2 separate regions of the Homo sapiens genome follow, and region 2 is linked to region 1. A link is a contact called in ENCODE Hi-C or POLR2A ChIA-PET data. All regions are on one chromosome and are shown on one strand. The core of a region is the stretch at or near the end of the contact, and the rest is flanking DNA. Distances in the headings are between cores, read along the strand shown. Region 1 overlaps AUH (AU RNA binding methylglutaconyl-CoA hydratase). Region 2 overlaps AUH (AU RNA binding methylglutaconyl-CoA hydratase).

Region 1 (7,451 bases), core at 1,588-4,087:
CCTCAGAGCCCAAAGAAAAATTTTAAAAGCACATTTGGCCATAAATTACAACTTACTAAATGTAAACACCAGAAATTATTCAAGGTATTCTTCAGACCACAATGGAATTAAACTAGAAATCAATAAAAGAAAGACTGCTGGAAAAACCCAAAATATTGGGTGATTAAACAACATCCTTCTAAATAATGTTATATGTCAGAGATGTCTTGAGGAATTATAAAGTATTTTGAATTAAAATGAAAATACAACTTCTCAAAGTTTGTGGGATATACTGAAAGCAGTGCTTAGATAGAAATAGCATTGGATGTATATAATAGAAAAGAGAAAATATCTAAATCGATAATAACCTTCCACCTTATTAGGAAACTAGAAAAAGAAGAGCAAAATGGGGTAGAGGACCACTTGGAGTAAGAAGGATGAGTTTGGTTACATAATTAGGAGAATTGTTCAGGTGACTGATTTCAAAATTTTAGAATGTGGTTCTAAGTAGTTTTCTTAGATAGTGCTTGATAAACTTTTACAGTTGTTTTAACATTTTTGACATATTTAATATTTTGTTTTTCTTAGACCATTCCAACAAAAGACAGACTTGAAGGTCTTCTTGCTTTTAAAGAGAAAAGGCCCCCTCGCTATAAAGGAGAATAAAAGGAACAGAAATTCTTAAGATGCCAATGTAATAAATGTACTTCCTGGAAGTGTCTTTCGGATCCACTATATGCCTCAGCACATGGAACCTTAATGACCAAAGTGAAGAGCAGATTATTCATACGGTGTAATAAGCATCTGGAATGGACCCATCCGTGTACTTCATTCAAATGTGTAAATGTCATATTCATTCAGATTTATAAAGCTAGTAGTGTATAGTCAGAAACAGAATCAAAGTTAGATATACATTTTTAAATATTTACTGCATATGAGGCTTTCTGTTAATTTTTTAATGTGAATAATTTATATATTGCACATTCTAGGGAATAATATTGATTGTATGTCTACTGTGCTGCATTAAGAAAATAAAATTTCTATATACCAAAAATGTGAAGTTATACCAAATAAAGTTTCTAAGTGATTAATGCATACGAACAGCTACATATACATATATCTAAACCTGAAAAATGAATTGATATTCTGAGTGAAAACTACCTAATATAAATAAAATTAGTGAAAAGAAAACATGGGAATTTTTCTCTTACCCCATTCTTTTTGAATTGACTAAATCATTGCATGCTGGACTTTAGAAGAAACAACCCTTTCATTGCTGCTTCTATCAGGCAACCTCTTTACATGGTCAGTCCTGTAATACAGTATTGAAGGTGAAGAATGAATCCAAAGACTGAAGCCAAAGAACCAAAGCGGACAGGAGACCTAGTGCAGTGGGACTTGCTGGGACCTCCTCCCAGCAAGTGGTGTGGTCGCCGACTGGCCTAGGAAAGGCGATGTTTGCACACAAAGGAGGAAAGAAAATGGGGCAGCCAGGATTGGAGCATGGAAATGGCTTGGGGTCATGGATTAAAGTGGAGACTGTTCTCTGCTTCCCTACCCTCTGCTATTTGCCTCCAATTTCTGTAAGGGAAAGAGGTGAACTTAACAACCCTTTGTCCTAACAAACACCTGCCTTCCTACCCAGGCCAGGTCAAGAAGCTGTAAACGGCCTCCAGGTTGCATGCCTGAGTAGCCACACCTGGGGAGTAGGCACTGGTGGGAGTTGTGTGGGACATTGGGAACTGGAGAATTCGCTGTGGAAAAAAGGAGAACATTCTGATGCCTTTAAGTAATTTGAGATAGCTCTACTTTACATTCATTTTACCAAACCACCCTGCCTTCCTAGTTTGTGTCAGGTCTGAGTCTGGTCATGCCAGAGACAACGTCCCCGGGAGTGCCCCTGCAGCAAGCTTCACTGTGGTACAGCCCAGCTGTGTCCCTAAGGTGTCCTCCTTTCACATTTCCATGTATCAGATAAACACCCATTTTACTGTGGATTTACATCCTCATTGTGGCGACTTCATTGCTATTTGAAGGCATGTAGGCTTCATTTTTTTAATTCTGAAACTTACATTTTTTAACTTAGGAATTTGAACTCAACCTCAATTCTAAAATTCTTATAAGAGGCAAATGTGGACTGGCTGGCTGCTGATGTCTGTCCTGACAAAGGTAGGCGGTGTCTTCACTCATGTTTGGACACTAAGGTGAGCGCTATTTTCTTTATGACCTTTGGTGCTGAGGCTCTGCGGATTTATGATGATTGCTCAGCTGATCATCATACTATAAAGAGGGCTTACTAAAATTCACATTTGGCACTCTCTGTGGTGGTCGTATCGGGTGGCATGCATACTAAACTTGCTGGGCTATTCGTTTTGTGCGTGATAATTTGCACCTAAAATGCTGGTGGTGGTTTTCATAGCCTTTTAAAGGTTGCAGGGCCAGTTTGTCCTATCCATGACATGCTAAATACCACTTTCTCTTGAACTGAGCAGGAAATAATTATGTCGTTAGGGAAAAATATTAAGAGTGTGCTGTGTGAGTCGTTTCTCTTGGATTCATACTCTAGTCTACTGTCACTGATCGAGCACCATTTAATTTCCTAACAAGTTCTGATGAAGTCACTGGAATGTATCTGAAAGTAAAGTCCTGTAGTGACTTAAGGTATTGCAGACTTCATGTATTATGGCAGAGAAAAGTGCCTGTCCAATTCTCTGAATAAATGTTTGCCTTTCTCTTGATTTTCCTTTCAGTATCGGTCTTGCTGCTAAGCAGTCCTGATCCTCCCCCAAGTCAAGCTCACAGGGCTCTGGATAGGGCCGTGCTACCTAGGGAGGGTCCCCTGCATGGGCTGCTCCTCTTTTCTCCAGCACACCGCCTGTTGGTGCACAGAGTTGGAAATGCAGTAGACGTATCCATGTGTTCAGACTAGGTTAGAGAAGGCTCTCAAGGAGGATGAGTGATCAAGCACAGATAGAATTCAGAAGATGAAAGCAAAATAAAGAAAAAATTTTCCGTTATCTCAGAGCATGAGGCCTACTGGTTTTGAAGTAATTTAGTGCTGGTTAATTTCTAACTTGTCTATGAAAGGAAAGGAAAAGAGGTCTCCAAGTTTCTGAAGTTCTGAGGCAAGAGAAAAGTTCTAGTAATGGCCAAAATAAGAGTCAGATTTTCTGAGACTGATTTCTGTAATGTAAAGGATCATTTCACGTTTGCTTTGTTCTTAATAATGATGGATCTGGTTTTCCTGTTAATCATTTTTTTTGTTGTTTTTCTAGCAATCAAAAATTGGCTTGTCACAAAGTGTTACTTTTCTGATAGCACTTTTCTAAGTGTGAATAGGCCAAAGTAGTGGAGTGTCGATTCATGGATCAGCACTTAGAAAAAGTGTGTACCTGCACATGGGTGTGTTGCTGGCCCGCCATCGGCCCTTTTCCTCACTTGACCTGAACTTCTACCTCTGGTGATATGCCCTACATTTGCTCTTATTCGGGCTCCAAGGATCCTGGCACACACATTCAGAAATAGTTAATCATGCCATTATTTGTCTACCGATCTAGTAAAATATTAACTAATACTTACATCAGTACGTATTGAACTTTATCAGAATAGCAATAGAAGTTATTTTCTCATAGTATATTAATAACTATACATGTTTCACAAAAAATAAAACATTTTAAAGTTAGTTGCTAATATTCTGGTAACACAACATAAGAGGTACTTTTCTGCATAAATGAAGCAGGATACAGATTGTGATTTGGGGTATTTTGGGAGGTGGAAGGTGGCTGAATCCTCTGTTCAATTGTATTTGTGTCTCAGGCTCCAAAAATATCACTGTTTCAAATGCTTGCCTTTGGATTTTCACAGTCTTCTTTGGGACCTCCAGAAATTCAGCTACCCCTTAGAGGGTTAGCACCTAATAAGCAACCCAAAATAATTCTCAGGGCAGCATGAGAGATCTGGGGACCTGGTGGGGAAAATAAAGGATGTCAAGGACAGACCAAGACATGCACCCATGTGGCTCAGGAGCAGCCCAGGAGACGCGCCTGTGTGGCAAGACATGAGATGGCCCCTTTTCCGGGAGCTGGCAGTTCCCTCAGGGGCCCCAAAGTGAGCTCCTAGGAACCAACATGTAAGGTCCTTTTTAAAGGCCTAATATAGAAACAGTACTGTGTGGTGTTTTGATTTAAGGAAACATTTTGACAAGATCACTGAAAATACCCTCTAAATAAGATGAGTGAATAAGAGCTGGGTATTATGGTAATACTGAGTAACATTTATGAAGCCATTCATACCTACCAGATGCTTTACAGACACTACATCCCCGAAAGGATAGGCACTTTGGTTATTCTGTGGCACAGAGGAAGAGAAAACCATAGAGGGATCACTTACCCACAGCCCCACGGCATGTACATGCTGGAGTCAGGAATTACACCCAGGGCTACTGGCCCTTTTGTCACTGTTGAGCTTGAAAACAGCCAAACAGCATAACAGAAGGCTGCTGATACGTGTGTTTTCGTCAACCAAGAGGGAGTAGTGTCCTTTGCTCTGATTTGGTCAACAATTTTCTCATTACTTGGAAAGATACCAAAAGTGTGCTTATCAGCAGATCTGATGACACAGGCAAGTAATGTAACAATTAGAGCTAATGCCCACTCAGCGCCTCCTCTATCAGACACTGTGCGTTTTCACACCTAATACCAAAATCTTATGAAATGGGTTTGCTGATTTATAGTTTAAGAAACTGAGGCAGCAGGATTCATGCTGGGCATTCTGTGTTCTGGGTTCCAATGTTTAACGGCTATACCATCAAGGGCACGGAGCCAGTCTTGGTAGATGTGAATGATGCTTGGATCTGTCAAGATGCTAGTAGTGATTGGTGTATGTCCTCACAACTCAGTTCCCCCTAAAACCAGCAACTGGAGTATAAGTGTGAAGACTCATGGTTTGATAGCAATGCTTGTCAAAAAGGGGGCAAGATGGCCTGTAATCCCAGCACTTTGGGAGGCCGAGGTGGGCAGATCACGAGGTCAGGAGATCGAGACCATCCTGGCTAACATGGTGAAACCCCGCCTCTACTAAAAATACAAAAATTAGCCGGGCATGGTGGCGGGCCCCTGTAGTCCCAGCTACTCGGGAGGCTGAGGCAGGAGAATGGCGTGAACCCAGGAGGTGGAGCTTGCAGTGAGCCGAGATCGCGCCACCGCATTCCAGCCTGGGCGACAGAGCAAGACTCCATCTCTAAAATAAAATAAAAAACAAAAAGGGGGCAAGATGTGCTCCCTGTGGGTCAAGAGTGTCCCAGACAGCTTTTGGGAAGGGTGACAGGTGTGTTGCTCTATTTGGCCCTGGTCAGACTCATCTGGATTGTTGTATTCAGTACTCAGCATTGCAATTTCAGGTGGTCATAGATTCACTCTGTAGTTTTCTGTAAAGCACACAGGAGCTCTTTGGCCAAGTTTCAGCTCCACCGAAGTCAGCGATGAGACCGTGGACAAAGTGCCTCATGTCCCTGAGCCCATTTCTTCATTTGTAGAAGAATCCAGTAGTTCAGGATGGTTTTGAAGACCCAGTCACATTGGATGTGATCTGTATAAAAGTGCTTTATGTGGTGGTCGTGTTTTATTTGTTTCATATTTCAGAAGACGGGAAGGTGGGTCTCGCAACCATGGCTGGTTTGGAGGCATGTACAAGAACCTGGGCTCTTCACTCAGGAAAAGAGAAGTCTAGGGAAACATGGTAGCTGCCTCCAGTAGAACTGCAATATGAAACAGGTCTTCAGAGGCTTCCAGGGCGAGGGGAAACCATGCAGGGCTCCTCCCCACCTCCCCACTTCTGCTTGTTGCTCTGCGCTTGTCCAGAGACAAGAGATGTTGACTAAAGTCTATGCAGGGAAGTTACTTACACCCTCCTAGGTCCAAAAGCTGCCCACTGCCTCTGGAGTGTTAGAGCAGAAAGTGGGCAGGCATGGGCAGGGCCATTGCTGCGGGAAGTTAAGAGGCACCAGAGGACAGTTCTTCCAACTTAGACGGTTTTTGTGAAGTGAAAGCAGACTGCAGGCCTCCAGCACTGGCGCAGACTCTGACTGGTGCAGGCCTCTAACACTGGCATGGATTTAGCAGATGAGAAAGATGGGTCTCCTTACAAATACTGGTCACTAGTGAGTTGGGCCTTGAGAGACAGAGAAAACAGGTATCTGCCTAAGGTGTGTCTGGTTAACTATATTGGCCCTTGAGGTAATCTACAATTTAAGGAGTTTTAGTTCCTCTAACATTTTAAGAAATCATTCTCATGTTTGAGTGCCATGTTTATAGTACCAATTTTGGGGGCCAGGGTGGGAAGATTGCCCTGAGCAAAGCTGTCCATTTTCCCATCATCTAGTTGGTTTTCATGGAGCGGCCCACCTGCTCCCCACCTCAGGAGATACTGGAGGACTCTAGCCCTGCGGTGGCTGTGGTCAGGCCAAGGGCAGGCCAGGCTTCCTTCCTAGGCTTCAGTTCATTCCCCCATCTTGCTGCCAAGGTACCTTTAGATGTTTTGGTCCCCTAAAGCATTTAAACAGACTGTCGTGTAAAATGCTGTCTGAACAAAGTCTCCCATGAACCCACGGCACAGTGTGTACCTGAACCTCCCAAGAGAAATAGTAAAATCACCACATCATCAAGTTGCAGCTCAGGGACTACGTAGCTTTAGTGGTGATGTTTGCAGGAAAAGGTTTCAGAGAAATTTGAAAATTGGCAGGTGCACTTTCTTGACCTTTCCAAAAATAGTCTGAGTCACTTTCACTTTCAGCCTTCAAACTGTGTTGAATGAAACCTTTGTGCAGTTTACAGAAAGTGAAGAACTGTTTGGCAAGAGAGAGAAGTTCGAGCTCCTAATAGCCTCGGCTGCATTGAGTAACATTTCTTTTGAGTTGTCTATTAACACTTTCCTGAAACATGCTTTTTATGACGCCTAGAACTTGTGTAAGAGTGACTGTAATTTGAGTTATTTAAAAATGTAAGTACAAGAAATGTGTCACACGCCATAAGAGCTAGGAAATGACAGCTCACATTCATCTTGGTGGAAGGAAACTCTAATTATTGGAAGATGTGATTGGAGTATTTGTTCTTAATACCTACGGTGGCTCTGTTATATGCTTGCCTAACACCAGTATTGGCTTGCAAATAACACTGAAAAGCTCCTTTCTTTTCCTCTGGTCTTTGTGGGAAGGCATGGTATGAGTCGAGATTGCTAAACCACTCTTCTGAGAGGACTCAGAGAGAGTGTTTATCCTAGACTATCCATGGCCCTGGTACTTCTGAGTTCAGTTGTGGTGTGATCTCATTAGTCCAGGCTCAGAATGGCTCGGTAACCTCAAAACTCCAAGCCCTCGGTGCTTGCTTTGCTTCCCTAGACTTGCAGCTTATGTACGCCCACATGTGCTTCATGCGTATTAAAAATGCTTGCATGTGTAGATAGGAAGATATATGTTG
Region 2 (7,451 bases), core at 3,021-5,520, 35 kb before region 1:
GCGACCTCCCGGAATGTTCATAATGGCAAGCCCATCCTGTCTACCTTACCTAGGAGGTGATAGAAATAAGATTCCCAAAGGTAAAATGCATCTTTGTGGTACGTCGGTAACCCCTGGTCTGGACCCTAGGCTGGTGCCCTATCTCTTCTGCTGCAGCCGTGTGTGGTGGGCTCACAGCTCACCCATGTGCTGAAGGAAGCTGCCACTCCACCCACGAGTGGTTTCTTCTCTTTATCAAATACTTACTTGCCTTTACAACACCCAGGGGATGTGCTGATGTGTAATATTAGAAGTCCTCTAGAGCAGAAATCTGTATCCCTCTCTAAGTTGAAGGAAACAGGGAGCTCACACTTGGTCATCCGCAGTCTGACAGAGGCTTGTCTTGAGGGCGACTCTCTGCCGTCAAAAGACGGAGGACATCAGTGATTCATTAAATATTGGAAACTAGAAGTTTCTGTTTACTGAGCTTTAAATGATGGGTGCTGTACTCCAGAGAGAAGAAAACATAATGAGTATGTCCTCAACATTTTCTTAGGGTTTTAGTTGCCTGAGCAATAAAATACGGGTATGCAGATTACATAGTTGCTGCAAATATGTAGCAGTGGCAAAAAATACTCTGTAGTGATTTAGAATCACATACTAGCAAAAATACTGCTTAAGCTAATAGGTCACACATCTGGCAGCTCCCTGGGAATATAAGAGACTCACCTGTCTCCGTGTGTGGAAAAGGCAAGGGGCAAGTTCTCCTGCTGTAACTGATCCTCAGTCAGGACATGCAGTGAACAAGAAAATGTAATAAATAGACACTGTGTTTGCTGAGTGATACAGTGGCCTTTAGGGCCCTTTACAGAATGCTTTGGTATGAGTGTGGTATCAAGAGAATTTTTCAGAGGAGTGAGAAAAACTTGCACACCATGGCAAGCTGGGATGGGTGAGTCGTGAGGAGTGGGTGAGGTGGGTGTGCACTGGGAGGGCTGCCATGTGCTGGGCAGCAGGTGCGGTCTCAGACCTCCGGGACTCCAGGCTCGCCCTGGCAGGTGGAGGCCAGGTTCTTGACAGCTCCTCTGTCCTTCTGCCTGGAGACAATTTTTTAAGTTTTTCATTTTTTTTCCTTCTTTCTAAAAGAAGAATTTAGTGGAGAATACAACTGGAACCCCTGATTTTTTTTTTTTTTCTTGAGACGGAGTCTCACTCTGTCTCCAGGCTGGAGTGCAGGGGCACTATCTCAGCTCACTGCAGCCTCCACCTCCCAGGTTCAAGCAATTCTCCTGCCTCAGCCTCCTGAATAGCTGGGACTACAGGCACGCACCACCGTGCCCAGCTAATTTTTTTGTATTTGTAGTAGAGATGGGGTTTCACCATGTTGGCAAGGATGGTCTTGATCTCTTGACCTTGTGATCTGCCTGCCTCAGCTTCTGCAAGTACTGGGATTATAGGTGTGAGCCACTGCACCCGGCCAGAACCCCTGATTTAAAAACAATTGCAAAGCCTTTTTGTTTAAAATGAACACAAACAGTAGTTGATGAATACCTTTTTGAACATGGTCTTTAAGTGTACTTTTACCTGCTGTATTCATAGTCATGAGCAAAGGTACAGAAGATATTTGAGTATTAAGTATGCTTTGAAAGTATCTCTTATATTGCTGATCTTATGTCGGTGTTACCAAAAAAAAACTACCGAACAAACAACTTTTGTGTAATTAGCTCAAAGAATAGCCACAAGGGTGAGGTTACAGGAAAAGAGGGCTTTATAAGATGATGTGTGAGATATTGTTTCTTTGGTATGTCACAGAGCCATGTGGGTCCAGTGTTCCCCAAACCCCCTCTTACAGAACTCCAGGTCAGTGTTCAGAAATATTGTGTTCTTTTTTTTTTTTTTTTTTTTTTTTTTTTTTTGAGACAGGTTCTCTGTCGCCCAGGCAAGAGTGCAGTGGTGCAATCATGGCTCACTGCAGCCTCAATCTCCCAGGCTCAGGTGATCCCCCCACCTTAGCCCCCCAAGTAGCTGGGACTACAAGTGTGCATCACCAGGCCTGGCTAATTTTTGTATTTTTTGTGGAGACAGGGTTGTGCCATGTTTCCTAGGCTTGTCTCGAACTCCTGGGCTCAAGTGATCTGCCCACCTTGGCCTCCCAGAGTGCTGGCATTACAGGTGTAAGCCACCGTGCCTGGCCCAGAAATGTTGTATTCTTTACTCATTTCTGTTTTTCATAATTTACATGGAGGTATCCACTGCAAACATAGAAGCCTAGTCACAGTATCACAGTGTTGACCGTGAGCCAAAAATGCCATTGTGCTAGCCTGCTAATAATAACAGTAAGTCCTCGCTTAACATCATCATTGGTTCTTGGAAACTGCAACTTTAAACAAAATGATGTACAGCGGCTCCTGAAATCACATCCTTTTGTTCATCCTTGTTCCTTTATAATGTTGTTGTGAGGGGAAATGGTTTTGTTACATGTTGTTTCGCTTGAAGTCCCAGTTTCCAGGAACCAACAATGTTATGTGAGGACTTACTGTACATATATAAGTGCATTTTGATATGAAACAGTGAGGACAAAAACTGGTATTATAAGCTTAAGATTTACGTACTAGTTATTTAAATTTCCGTGTCCCACCCCAGAGCTCATATATGTAATCTAGACCATATTCCCACTACCCCTGGGGGCACTCCCGCTTCCCACAGGCTTCCTTTGTATCACTCCTTTTAGGTTGTGCTTTCTTTGTCTAAAATCCAATATTGTTAGGAACTTATGCCCATATTTTTCTTCCTTATATTTCTAATAGTTGTAGGCATTTTTAGGAAAAAGTTATGTCCTTTATCTTGAGATGTTTTTGGTAGACTCCTTAGAGACAAAAATAACACATAATACAGAGTTGAACATTGAAAAATAAAGCCTCATGCAAAGGCAGTTAATCAAGGAAAGAACAGGCTTTTCAACTATTGGTTGTCCGTATGCAAAAGAATGAACTTCAATCCATAGTTCTCACAATATGTAAAAATTGATAAAAATGGATCACAGACTTAAAATGTAAAACCTAAAAACAGAAGTGCTTAGAACAAAGTTCAGGGAAAAATATCTTTCTCATTTTGGGTTAGAAATCTAAGGTTTCTTAGATGAGACACCAAGAACATGATCCACATGAGAAAAAAATAGAAATACTGGACTTACTGAAGTTAAGAATGTCTTTTGTCAGGACACTGTTAAGAGAATGGAAGTACGAGCTCCAGAATAGAAGAAGATATGTGTAAATCATATTTTTGATAAAGGACTTGTATCCAAAATTTGTAGAGAATTCTCTAAACTCAATAGTAAGAAAACAAAGCAACTTAGTTAAAACATGGTCAAGATATTTAAGCAGACACTTCACTAAAGAAAATGTAAGTATGGCAAATATGCACATAAAAAGATGCTCTACATCAGTAGTCTTTAGGGAAATACAAATTAAAACCACGATGAGACAATACTGAACACCTATAGAATGACTAAAATTAAAGACTAGTAAATGTTGGCAAGGATGTAGAACACTGGGAACTTTCACCAATGCTAGCATTATTGGTCACTAATTCAGAGAGAATACTAACAGTTTGGTGGCTGAAGGATTTTGGCCCTGGAGGACACAATGGGATTTGTTTTAAATTGGAGAATAGATTCCTTGTGCCAGAGCCCCATGTGTCAGGGAGGAGGGAGGGGGCAGGACAAGATGTGATCCAAGGAGATGGAGAGGCTGGGAATTGAGGTACTGTAGGCGTGCAGCTGTGAGAGTGAGAAAAATGGACCAGTGGGAGTGGGAGAGACAGGAGAGATGATCTGCATAAGAGTGTGACTGACTGAGGGGCGAGGCAGGGAAGGGGAATGGTGCTGTGGCAACCACCTTTATGGGGAGTGAGAGTTAGCTGCCCCCCTTACCCTCTTGCAGAGTAGCACTATCGGTTGAAGTTGATGGGTCTCTGCAGCAGTGTTTCTCTGTCCGGATGTAGACTCAGAAAAGGTTAAAAGGGTGATGCAGTGTACGGAGGAGAGTTTGCCAGCCATGTGCAGTGAGAGAGGAAAGAAGGCTTCACTGCAAAGAATGTGGCTGAGCTGTTGCAGCAGTGGGAGGAGGCTGTATGGAAGGGAATTGAGTGTGAGTAGGCTGAAGGATTGTCGGGGAAAGGAGGCAGGTAACAGAAGACTCAGCTGACTGTGGCTTAACAAGGCCTTGGGTATCTTTTTATAAGAAGTCTGGGAAGGCATTGCTGGCATGGCTCCGCTGCTGGCATGGCTCCGCTGCTTAGGCATGATGGGGACTACCAGACTTTCCAGCCTGCTGTTTTGCCATCCTCATCATGTGGCTTTTCAGCCATAGACTTGTCTTCTATTCCTAACTCTTGGATTTTGTGCTTTAGAAACAGCAGTTTTCCTTGTTAAATAGTCATTTATCCTTTATGCCTATTCTCTTAACGTTTATTTGCTTAGCTTCTAACTTCATTGTGTGCATATACCACCTTTAAACAAGTGTTTTGCCTTTGGCGTGATTTCTGACTTTAGCCTTATTCCTTCTAGCATGCTATTTCTAATTCATTTATTAGTTCTGTATTTATGTTATTTTGGTCCTCAGTGTTTCAGTTGCTCTGCAATCTTGTTTTTCATTTCAGCGTGTTCATTTGCCATCGCCTCTTTGAGTCTCATATATTGATTTTATGTCATCTCTAAATTATTTCATAGTAAGCACTTCTGGGAACTTTTCTTCAGTTATTAGTTAGGCTTTCTTAAATAAAAGACGGTGTCTTTAGGATGCCATGTGTGTGCCTTTGCTGTCCTCAGTAGGGGGCTTGTTTGGTTTGGTTTGCTTTGAGGAGTGGGGAGGCTGGCCTGTCTTGTCCAGTAACTATGCCATGTCTTTTGTTAATCTTCCACGTGGTTTTTTGTTTGTTTGTTTTTTTAGCATGAACCTCTGTCAGTATTCTTCTTCTTTTACACAGCGAGTGAGCTTTGGGTTGATTCTGGTTGAGGGCTCAGAATTGTTGTGGTGTTTCTTTTGCTTTTCCTCTTTGTCTGAGAGAATGGGAGGAGAGGAGGCAGGAATCACCCAGCAGGGCGGGAGGCCATGATTCAGCTTTGTAAATATCTTTTCCCAGGCTGCCTCCACCGAATCTGCTCATATCTGTTTCCTGTGAGACACACCCTTTGCTTAATATGGTTTCCCAGCTCAGGACAGGGGTCTGGCATTTTAGGACAGTAGGTCTCTGGTGTTTATGGGCCCTGCTCCTGTCCCCATCCCCGTCACATCTTGCCAGCTTTAGACAAGAAGGATGGGCACAGTCCATGAGTGTTTTTAGGGACAGCGCAGGGGTCAAAGGTGCACTCCCTCTAGAACACAGGGGAGGAGAGGGCCAGAGCAGGCTCCCCAGGCTTGCATCCTGGCTCCAGGCCCTACCTTAGGCCTCCGTTTTCTCATCTGTGTGGAGGAAGATGATAGTCCCTACATCCTGGGGTAGGTGGAAGGATTGAATGAGATAATGCCCATAAGTCACTTGGCACCCGTTTGCTTCTATCAGCAGATGTCAGCTCCAGTCATTGATGCTTCATAGACTTCTCACTCAGGCACTTCCTACTCAGTCATCTTGGTCCCACTGATCTTGTTTCATTTATTTTCACTTTTGCTTTACTTTTTACTCAACCCTTGCTTAATTGTTGGGGGTGATTAGTGATTAGGTGATTTTGATATTTTTCTTCTTTCTCCAGCTTTCCTCTTATCAGATAAAAACCAAAATGGCTGTCTTCTGTGGGACTCCCTGCTGAGAAGTGGGGCCTTGTTTCTCAAAAAGCGTTCTGATTTTAAAACTTTTCATTGGCTGCCATTGCACCCCTTTGTCTTCTCATGGGAAGAGGGTGTAATAGTCTCATACTTTTCACAGTTCTGCCCATTTGCCAACTCTGTGCCTGGGGTAGGCCATGCTTCCCCACGGGGCTCCTGGGGTGGGCCGTGGTTCCAGTTCCCACCTGCTGGGCCCACACTTGAAATCTCTTGTGTGTGCTCCCAGCCCTGCTCTTCATGCTTGTGCCATGCAACTGTGTCACTTCCTCTCTCGTTGCTTTTTTCCTCCCCACCTCTCATCCCTTCCCTCTCTGGTTATTCAACTAATTGTTGTTGCTCTGATTGAGTTCAAAGAGGGTGTCTAGGAATTAGTTGTGAGCTAGCTAAATAGAGAAATCTGCAATATACATTTTAAATTTGTAATCAATGCATATTTTGTTTTCAGTGTTTAAAGAATTTTTCATTTAAAATACTGACAGTATGGCTTACTTTTAACCTTTAACCTCTGCATCTCAAATAATTTTTCAGAGGTGCACCTTGGTAAATCCATTGTTGCCATAAACCATATTTTGTACAGTGACAATACTTTGATGGTTCTTGCTAGGAGAGCAGTAATTAATACTCGTCATGTCTAGAACTTCCCTTCACACATTCTCCTGGAACAGGATACAGGACAGGGATTGCCCCCTCTGGAACCTGCCATTGTGGGTTTAGAACCCTCAGGACACTGGTAAGCGGAGTGAAAGGAAGTCACTGACCTTCCTTACCAACATACTTAACAGTGCCTGTAGGAAGCTAGTTGGGAGATGTGGATGGGAAGGAAAAAGTGTCAACATTTATATGAATTTCAAATGTATCTTACCTCTAGCTGTGCCTTAAAATGTTTTGAAATATGAAAACTAAAAAATTTGTTAAAACATGTTTATTAAACTTGCAGCTTAAGTTTATATTCAGTTTAATATAACTGACTACATTAAGTTTATGTGCAAATTCAGTAACTAGGAAGTCTACAGGTGGCCAATTTTGTGAAGTTATCCCCCAACATTTTATTATGACAGCTTTGGCCAATGTTATTTTAACTGATATTCTATTAATACTATACAGTGAACCTTTTACAAATATTGGATGATTTTTATAAATTACCCAACTGAACCTAAAGAAGCAATAGTTGTTGGTGAATACATTCATTTTATATGTTGTGGGTAGTTTTTCTTGCTGGTTTAGATAGAGATTTTAGTTGTTTTATGGTATGCCTTGATTTTACTTTTGTTTGGGATGGGAGGGAAAGATCGTTTGGTTTTGTTTTGTTTTTCTTGAGATATGTCTTAGAGTTTTGAAAAACTGACTGGATGTTGGATATGTTTTATAATATAATTTGTTTCCAGTAAGTTAGAGTTTCTTTGCTATGCTAAGAAGAATGGCTCATTCCACTTTCTTAATATGAAACAGTTGTTGACTAGTTCGTTAAATAACAAAATCTTCTAATGCTGTCCTTTTACAGAGTGTTTGATGATTTTCCCGATGAAGAGTAAAGCTATCTAGTTCACCTTTATAGCTTTAGTTATAGTCAAATATCCTGCTTGTTTTAATTTGCTCATTTTGCTGCTCGTTTTCTGTTAAAGGTTACAAAGAAAAAAAAAAGTGGGCTGC

Evidence for each region. A loop is a pair of places that touch in the nucleus more often than their neighbours do. ChIA-PET counts read pairs that join two places held with the same protein, here RNA polymerase II (POLR2A). Pooled maps may share reads with other maps.
Region 2: a loop to region 1 is called in a map of naive thymus-derived CD4-positive, alpha-beta T cell, with 2.7 times the contacts of the local background. The contact joins two enhancer-like sites. A Hi-C loop is called at or near these places in 6 of 168 maps with a recorded cell type or tissue (CD14-positive monocyte, Calu3, cardiac septum and 2 more), 2 of 37 single-sample maps with no recorded cell type and 10 of 50 pooled maps. POLR2A ChIA-PET finds 5 or more read pairs at or near these places in 9 of 52 experiments (CD8-positive, alpha-beta T cell, HepG2, activated CD4-positive, alpha-beta T cell and 4 more).

What each region holds. Positions count from the first base shown.
Region 1 is chr9:91,207,542-91,214,992 of GRCh38, reverse strand. AUH (AU RNA binding methylglutaconyl-CoA hydratase) reads left to right here. Exons shown (of 10, transcript NM_001698.3): 10 at 568-1,170. The coding sequence ends at 645. Among named protein-coding and RNA genes, the nearest start is that of LINC02937, 48 kb to the right of the region's middle. RefSeq lists an enhancer at 6,517-6,576. Within about 2 kb of position 2,837, at least 6 of the 41 ENCODE cell types and tissues checked have a DNase peak (open chromatin) inside an H3K27ac peak, as active enhancers do; they include CD8-positive, alpha-beta T cell, where a contact is called at or near this core.
Region 2 is chr9:91,243,737-91,251,187 of GRCh38, reverse strand. All of the region lies in intron 6 of AUH (AU RNA binding methylglutaconyl-CoA hydratase), which reads left to right. Among named protein-coding and RNA genes, the nearest start is that of LINC02937, 84 kb to the right of the region's middle. Within about 2 kb of position 4,270, at least 3 of the 41 ENCODE cell types and tissues checked have a DNase peak (open chromatin) inside an H3K27ac peak, as active enhancers do; they include CD8-positive, alpha-beta T cell, where a contact is called at or near this core.